Linked DNA regions of Homo sapiens: regions 2 and 3 are each linked to region 1. The links are chromatin contacts, found by Hi-C or POLR2A ChIA-PET in ENCODE. All regions are on one chromosome and are shown on one strand. Each heading gives the region's core, a stretch centred on a gene start or an enhancer-like site at or near the end of the contact. The rest is flanking DNA. Distances are from core to core; before and after follow the strand shown. Region 1 has its middle 27 kb from the start of MASP1. Region 2 holds the start of RTP1 (receptor transporter protein 1). Region 3 holds the start of LINC02041 (long intergenic non-protein coding RNA 2041).

Region 1 (2,720 bases), core at 109-2,608:
GTGTGAGTAGAGCACTCCGTAGTTAACAGAAGGTGTTCAGATACTTGCTGATTTGATTCTCAAACTACCCTGGACTGTCGGCTTCATCAAGACAGAGAATCATGTCTGTCCCATTCATTGCTATCAACTGTGCTAAGGACGGGGAGTGGCACGTAACAGGCGCTCCGTGCATATTTGTTAAATAAAAATAAAAGAACCCAATAAGATAAGAAATAGGAGTTATTATTCCTATTTTATAATTGAGGCCGAGAGTCCCACAGTTAATAAACGGCAGAGTCAAGACAAGACTGAGCATCTTAATCCCAAGGTCATTGCTAGCTATTTTGTCTTATGAAGCTTCTAGGTCACAAGCTTCAGGATGCAAAGAACTCCAAAGGTAGGAGCATATGGAGGAGCTGTACAGCGCAGAGAAAAGCAGGCAGAGTCCCTGGAGCTTCCCAGAACACAGAAAGATTTACAAAGAAAGCTCAGGACTGAGATGTGGACACCGACATGGCAAGAAGCTTCACTTCCTCCCTGCGTGGCCAGGACACATCCCCAGCGAGCAGGGACTCATTGGGGATATGTGTGGCTCTTTAGCCTCCCCTGCAGGAGAGTTTCAGAATGCACCCTCTCTAAGGGGCTGAAGTGCTCATAGGAAAGCCCAGATCTGATGGATGATCCACTATTGAGGTATTCCTAAACAGTGGGATGCATCACCCCCACTTCTCCAGAGGAAATAACCAAGAGTTTAGTCTTACTACAAATTAGAAAGCTGCTAATGTGCATAGCTCGTTATGAAGTACAACTATAAGACATTGGGTTCTTAAAGCTGAGAGGAACCCTAAATAGTCCATAGCCTGGGTTCCTAGATAAAAGGTCTGCGAAGCTGCTGAAATAATCTGCATATTATGAGTATTCTGGAGGGGATTGTCCATGACTTTCATCAGATCCTCAGAGGCGTCTCAGATTCAAACCCAGCCACAGGAGGGTCTAGAATTACCTCCTCAGCCCCTCAACTAAGCAGATTTGCTCAAAGCCGCAGGGATGGGAAGTCCGTCTTTCCCAAGGCAGCTGAGGTCATTTCCTGTGATCAATTCCTGCTCCCCACAGAGAGTGAGGAATGTACAGATGGTTCCACTAGAACCCGAACAAAACAACTCCCTCCATGTGTCCGGCATATGAGGTCCAAAAATGAGCTGTAGGGTGGGAGTACTGGGACAGCCTTCAAAATGCACCAGCCAGCACGGAAAGGGCTGCTTTTGAAATTTGTGCATTTAAAGACAACTAACGACTAGTTTCATTGCCTCCCCCAAAGTGAAGTTTTTAAGTGACAGATTCTGCTCCTCTGTCTCATAATATTCTTACATAAAGGTTAGGCATGGAGCTGATGGCACCCATCAGCCCCAAATTCGAGTAGACCACCCCCAGAATGAAGTCTAAGTCATGGAGACAAAGCCCCGCGCTTGTGCTGAATGAGATCCTCTAGTGCTCTCTGGTGGCTACGACTTGTTACTGCACCTTTCACAACACATTTGTACGAAGTTTGTATTTCTGATTTTTTTTAAGTATTCCAAAACTGAAATCAGTTTAAAGTCCTCTCTTTGCTTACATATGAGTTGGGGCTCAAGGATTGTATAATCAATATGTCATGTGACTTATCAATGGCAGAGCCAACACTGGGGCTTAGGCCTTTCCTCTTGTTCGGGAGCTGTTTCCCACTCTGAGATTTGAAGGTGGGTGCAAGTGAAACATGGTGGAGAGCAGGAACTGCCAGGCTCAGGGTGGGAGCAAGCAGGTGTGTTAAGGATATCTCCGGGGCACAGAGCAGATTTGAGAGTTGGGGGCGACCCAAGAGCTGCACAGGGGCCAAATCACCAAAGGTCCTTTATGCCAGGATATGGAGCTTAGCGTCTGTTTGTAAGGAGGAGAGCCCCATGAAGGATTTTAAGGAGGAGAGCAATGGGATGGGGTCAAGGCAGCAGTGGGGAGGATGAACTGGGAAGCATTAAAAAGTAGGCCCACAGGCCGGACACTGTGGCTCGTGCCTGTAATCCCAACACTTTGGGAAGCCAAGGACGGTGGATCACTTGAGGCCATGAGTTTGAGACCAGCCTCGGCAACATTATGAAACCCTGTCTCTACTAAAAATACAAAAATGGTGCATGTCTGTAATCCCACCTACCCAGCAGGCTGAGATACGAGAATCTTTTGAACCCGGGAGGCAGAAGTTGCAGTGAGCTGAGATCCCGGCACTGCACTCCAACCTGAACAACAGAGTGAGATCCTGTCCCACACACACACACACACACACACACACACACACACACAGAAAAAGTATGACCCACAGCCTGGGCTAAATAGCAAAGCCTCATCTCTACAAAATATTTAGAAATTAGCCAAGTGTGGTGGTGCACACCTGTAGTCTCAGGTACTTGGGAGGCTGAGTTGGGAGGATCTCTTGAGCTCAGAACATGAAAGCTGCACTGAATCGTGATCATACCACTGCACTCTTGCCTGGGTGACAGAGCAAGACCCTGTCAGGGTGGGTGTGGAGTGGGGGCGGGGAAGTGTGGTCCAGGGAAAGTGTCAGAATCTCCAGGAGAGACAGCTTATAATGCCTGTTCCTACCCACCTCCAGAGACTCCATACAGTCGGTCTGGACTAGAACTCCAGTCACACCTTTAGTAAGCAGAAAGCTCCTTGGGTGTTTCTGACACAAATGATTCCAGAGCCACACT
Region 2 (2,700 bases), core at 173-2,672, 120 kb after region 1:
CTGATCCTGCCTGTAAGTGTCCAGCCCTTGACACCCCTCCTGTCAGCCAGTTTAGGAGCTTCACATTTTCATTCTCTTCTTGTTCACACATCTTTTGGGGACTGTTTCCTCTCTCAGACCAGACTACAAAACCTGGATTGAAAAATGTCGTAACTAGAGGGACCTGGAAATCACCTAATTAATGTTTTCTTTTATGCTGAGACAGAGTGAGAGAGGCATCCATGTACACACAGCTAGAGGCAGAACCGGCGCCCAGCACGTAACAGGTGCCCAGTAATGTTTCCTGAATTGAAGTGAATTGGCTGAACCAGGGCAAGCAGGAAGGCCTTGCTTCTGACTTCCAGGCTGCACCACTCAGCCTCCCCATCTTATGTCTCAAAGGTAAGCCCCTACACTCTGGACCCATGAACAAGAGTGCTAGAAATTCATCTCAGATAGTTTTTACATACTAATCACCTAGAACTCTTCTTGAAATCAGATTCTGATTCAGATCTAAAAGGGGCCCAAGATTCTGCTTTCTTAACAAATTCCAGGTGATGCCGATCCTGCTGCTCTGTGGACCACAGGCTAACCTCTCACTGTGCAAAAGGAGAAAGCCAGGTCCAAGAAGAAAATCGAGTTCCTCAACAGCCATGGAGCCAATGATAGAGCCAGTTTCTGGCACATCTCATGTATTCAATATTTTAAGTGAAATTAAGTTGAGTTAAATAGATTTAAACCGGTCCCAGGACCAGAGCACGGACGTCTCGACCCCCAGTGGGCCTCAAACCCTTCTTCTCTGGTTTTAAACTACTTTTTAAGAGACTGTTAAAATAGAAAATATGTAAAATGTCAGTGTGTAGGACTCATACGTATATTCTATGTCTTTATTTTCCAGACGGAAAAATTGTGACTCAGAGAGGAAGAGTAACACAGGTGATCAGTAGAAGAGCTGAAATCCAACTCAAGTGTCGTAGTTCCCAGTTAGGGACTCTTTCTCTGACTTCCAGTCTACGCCAGCCTAATAGTGAGATTGAAGCTAAACACTTGGGTTCTACGTAATCTTCCTCTCCTTGGAAGGTGCCCCAGAGCTAGGGACCTAGAGGCGGCCTGCAGGGATCCACCTTCCTGGGCTACTCACCTGCCTGAAGCATGCAATTCCAGGTACTGCTTCCAACCAGGGCTCAGCACATTGTGCTTGAGGTTGGGGTCTATGATGAGGTCCCAGCTGTCAGCCGGCTTTGCCTCCTCCATCTTCTCATAGAAGACTTTCTTCCACTCATCTGTGGTCACGCTTTTACACATGGTCTCGTCAGTAGTGAGGGAAGGCAATTTCCACCTTAGTGAGAACACGGAGAGTGAGGGTAGGTGCAGGGCAGGGCAGCGCAGTCTCCACGGTCTAAAAATCCTCATCGACAAGACCAGGAGGAAGCAGGACCCAGCTCCCTCCTTTGTCCGCAGTGGAACCTGTTTCCACGGCAACCAGGCAGGTTGCCAGAAGACAGAGCTTGGGGAGGAGGGAGTCTCTGAAGAGGTGTTTCAAGGCCCTGAACTGAGATTGCAGAGGCAGAGTTTGTGGGTCTAAATGATCCAAGACAGAGTGGGGGACCTGACCAGAGATTGAGCTTCAGACCATCTCACCCTGGCCTGGAAAGAGTATGGGGAGGTGAGGACTGGGAACTGGCTCAGTTTCACCTTGCCGTCCCCTGGAGGCATCATCAGCATCTGGCTGCTACGGTAACCATGATGCCTTAGGCAGCCAAGGAGAAATGAGGGATGGGGAGATGTAAATTTGTTAGTAGATGGAGCAATAATAATAAACTCTCTCTCGGCTTCCCCAGCCATCTTGTGACCAGCACTTTGCCATTTTCAAAACACAATTGGAGGTCTCTTAAGTTATGATTACTATTGCTGCAGTACAGATCAGGAGCCTAGGACTCACCTAGCCTATAAATGGCGGAGCCTGTATACAAATTCAAGCTGTTGACCCCAGACCGGTTCATTAATTCATTCATTTCAAACATATCCGAGCATGTGGGTAGGGTTTGCAGACATGTGCCAAGCTCTATGTCAGTGCTTGTAGCTGACTGTGTACTGAATAACTGTGCAATAGGATCCATGCTGCAATGGCCTTGTGCAAGAACAGCCACCTGTGCACAAAGGTAGGAGCATTGCATCAGCCAGGCAGGAGCAGACAAGATTATTTCCAAGCTGATTATAGAAGCGCAGAAGAGGAGCACCACCCACAGGCAAAACAGCCTTTACTATACATGCCTCTGCTGCTATTTTTAATAAATTATTTTTCCTTTTAAAAAATCATATGGGTTTATTCTAGAAAAAATACAAAATATAGATGAAAGAAAAGAGAAGTAAGACTCTTCCATAAAACCCCACCCGAGATGACTACTGTTAACATTACGATATGTACATCCCGCTTACCATTTTTCTGTACATGTACAAGTGTATGTGTGTGTATATACACACACATTCTGTACACCACATACATTCTATATACCACATTGTGACATTTTCAAAAAATAATACGTCATGAATATTTTTCTAGGTCATATTCCGTAGTAGTACATTATGGGCTACCTATATTCTGTTATATGGATAGGCATAATTTATTTAGCCAATCCTGTCTTTTAGGGCATTTTGGTTTTATTTCAGTTTCTCACATTACACTCTTCCCATCTATTTGTATAAACTTGTTGACGAAGC
Region 3 (2,700 bases), core at 194-2,693, 130 kb before region 1:
CTTGCTGAGACTCAGAATAAAGATACAGTAGTATCATAGAAAATTCTGTAATATCACTTACTGAGTCCTGCTGATGTGCCAGGAGCTGTGCTAGGTACACTTTACATAAACTGACACACATGATCATCTCTGTGTGATCTGTGTGCTGTGTTTCAACTGTGCTGAAAGCTAGAAGCATCATTCTCATTCAACAGATGAGGAAACTAAGCTCAGTGTAAGAAAATAATTTCCCCTAAATCACCAAGCTCTAGGAAAAGATGTCCCAAGGAAAGAGTATGCCTGAAGACCAAGGGCCATCAAGGCAGAGACTAAGGACACCAGTGAACACCCACAACATGAGCTCGGGCAAAGAGGGAGGGTGGCAAGAGATTAGGAGATGTTCAGGCAGGCAGGCTTGGATGGGGGCCAGCATGTCTACCTGTCCCTCCAAAAAACTCGCTGCCGTTCATTATAAATCAGTGGTCACCAGCAACATGTCACCTCCTCCTAATTAAACCTTATCGTCAGCCAAGGAAGAAGTTATGGTTGGTTAGATAAAGCACTTGTGGGCCCAGCCAGCTAAGAGCAGAGCAGTTTACCAGTTACTGATGGGCTTTAATTTGATAACAATTACATCACTTTTCAGAGAGACTAGGGAGCCACTGATGCAACCTCACATTTCTTGAGGGAGCTCATTGGAGATGCTAAGTGAGGCATGTGATAGGAAATGGATTACAAGAAAGAAGAGTTACCTGAAATATTGACTGTCTTGAAAAACAGTGCAGGTCTGAGTATGAGGTGAGTGAGTTAGAAACTTCCAGCTCTGCCACCTTGAAGCCGTCCATTCTTGAGCAAGCAGCTTACTTTTCTGAGCTTCTGAAAACGGAGATGTTACCATAGGCCTGTGGTGACCACCAAATGAATGTGCAAATGTGAATGGGTTTTTATATATTAAAGTACAGGTCAGCAAACTTTTCCTGCAAAGGTCCAGATGTAAGCAATGTAGGCTTTGTGGGTTAAACAGTCCCTACTGCAACTACTCAACACTGCTGTTGTAGTGTCAAAGCAGCCATAAACAATATACGACACATGGTGCAGGACAGTTCTCCAGGTGGCCTTGAACCAACCCAGCTCTCTCCCCTTCTCACTGTTGTTCCCTGGAATAACTGTAAAATATGCTGAGAATGCAACATCCTGAGACAAGGAGAGACTGGCTGGAACAGGCTGGCTCAGTTCCAGTTTCCACCTGGAAACGGGATGTTCTTCAACACATTTGCCTAGTGTGTCCTTTCATACCCTGGGGAGGGTGTAACACCCAGGGTTGTCTGCTTTTCAGGGTCCCTCAGTAGCAATGCAAGTGGGGCACATGCAGATGAGACCTCATTTACCTGGCAGTTTTTCTGAGTTTGGGGGGAGAAGCTCACAATCAATCCTACACTTCTGTTATCCCTTGCTGTTTATCTGTAAATAATAAATTTGTTTCATGTAATTTGTTATGTTTAAGGATCTTCTGCCTTACCAGACTCAGACAAGTTGGTAACCAGTGCACAGTGAACCTGCTTCACAAATGAGTGTGGCTACGTTCCAATAAAACTTTATTTGTAGATGCCAAAATTTAAATTTTAGGTAATTTTTACACTTCATGAAACATTTTTCTTCTTTTGATCTTTTTTTGACTATTTAAAATACAAAAACATTCTTAGCTTTAGACCATACAAAAAGAAAGTGGGCCAGATTTGGCCACTGGGCCAATTTCTGCCCCAAAGTGGTATGTAAATGTGGAAAACACAATAGAGAAGGGAGTTGTGCAAAGAGATAAATAAGACTACATCTTTCTTATTGAAAAAGCCACTAGTTGCTAAGCATTGTGGTGCTAACATGAAGGAATGAGAAGTCTGGGAAAAGACAGGCCAGTGTAGTCTGCAGCTACTGAGGAAGGGATTCCCAGAAGGTGGGGAATTTGGTTTGAACTGGAAGGTGGAGTGAGATTTCAGTAGGTGAGGCCAAGGTAGAAGGATGGGGATTTAAGAAGGGAAGGGAGAGTGAGGGCACAGAGGAGATAATAGAAGACCTAATGAAAGACAGCCAGACAGAGGAATGAGGTAATCACAGGTGGTGCTGGGACTCCAGCTTGAGGCTCCTGGCTGCCATGCAAGTGTTCATTCCATGTTCCAGCTGCCTGATAAATTGTGTGGACGCATCAGAAAACTTAGAAGTGCCCTGCTCTAGGAGAACTTATCGTCATATTGGGAGATAGAAAGATATTCTGGAGAAAGATATTTTAAAATACCCTAATAATTGACATGAGAGAAACAGTAATGAAATAGTAGTGCTCTTACTGAGCACCTCCTTAATTGAATATTCAGTATTCTGCAGGTATTATCTCACTTGGGACTCAAAATAACCTCTTGAAGAAGGTCTGAGTATTCTCATTATTCCCATTTTATAAATGAGAAAATTGAGAAAAGAGGGGAGAATTTTCCATGAGGCTCAGTGACCAGACTTAACAATGATAAACATTCGCATGTTGTTTCCCAAAGACTCTCAGAGGGGATTGAGAGATCAAGTAATGATCTAAGTACTGTGGTCAGCTGGCCTCCAAGGTAGATGGAAGCCTGTCAGAGGTGGAGCAGCTGGAGTGGTCAGAAGGAGTGGCACAGTGGTGGTCCACATAAGTGACTCAACACCAGCCTGATTGTTTACAGTGGTTGCAGACTTCTT

The links. Hi-C counts contacts between places; a loop is a spot of excess contacts on that map. ChIA-PET counts read pairs that join two places held with the same protein, here RNA polymerase II (POLR2A). Pooled maps may share reads with other maps.
Region 2: a loop to region 1 is called in a map of mammary epithelial cell, with 18 times the contacts of the local background. The contact joins the promoter of RTP1 here to the enhancer-like site in region 1. A Hi-C loop is called at or near these places in 2 of 168 maps with a recorded cell type or tissue (astrocyte of the cerebellum and mammary epithelial cell) and 1 of 50 pooled maps. POLR2A ChIA-PET finds 5 or more read pairs at or near these places in 1 of 52 experiments (H1).
Region 3: a loop to region 1 is called in a map with no recorded cell type, with 2.6 times the contacts of the local background. The contact joins the promoter of LINC02041 here to the enhancer-like site in region 1. A Hi-C loop is called at or near these places in 2 of 168 maps with a recorded cell type or tissue (K562 and endothelial cell of hepatic sinusoid), 12 of 37 single-sample maps with no recorded cell type and 9 of 50 pooled maps.

The regions. Positions count from the first base shown.
Region 1 is chr3:187,317,754-187,320,473 of GRCh38, reverse strand. No RefSeq gene overlaps it. Among named protein-coding and RNA genes, the nearest start is that of MASP1, 27 kb to the right of the region's middle. Within about 2 kb of position 1,358, at least 5 of the 41 ENCODE cell types and tissues checked have a DNase peak (open chromatin) inside an H3K27ac peak, as active enhancers do.
Region 2 is chr3:187,196,208-187,198,907 of GRCh38, reverse strand. It overlaps RTP1 (receptor transporter protein 1), which reads right to left and starts at 1,422. Exons shown (of 2, transcript NM_153708.3): 1 at 1,121-1,422. The coding sequence starts at 1,392. It overlaps LOC101929106 (a long non-coding RNA gene), which reads left to right. Exons shown (of 5, transcript NR_110052.1): 4 at 206-381; 5 at 878-1,818.
Region 3 is chr3:187,445,789-187,448,488 of GRCh38, reverse strand. It overlaps LINC02041 (long intergenic non-protein coding RNA 2041), which reads right to left and starts at 1,443. Exons shown (of 4, transcript NR_146716.2): 1 at 1,368-1,443; 2 at 732-881.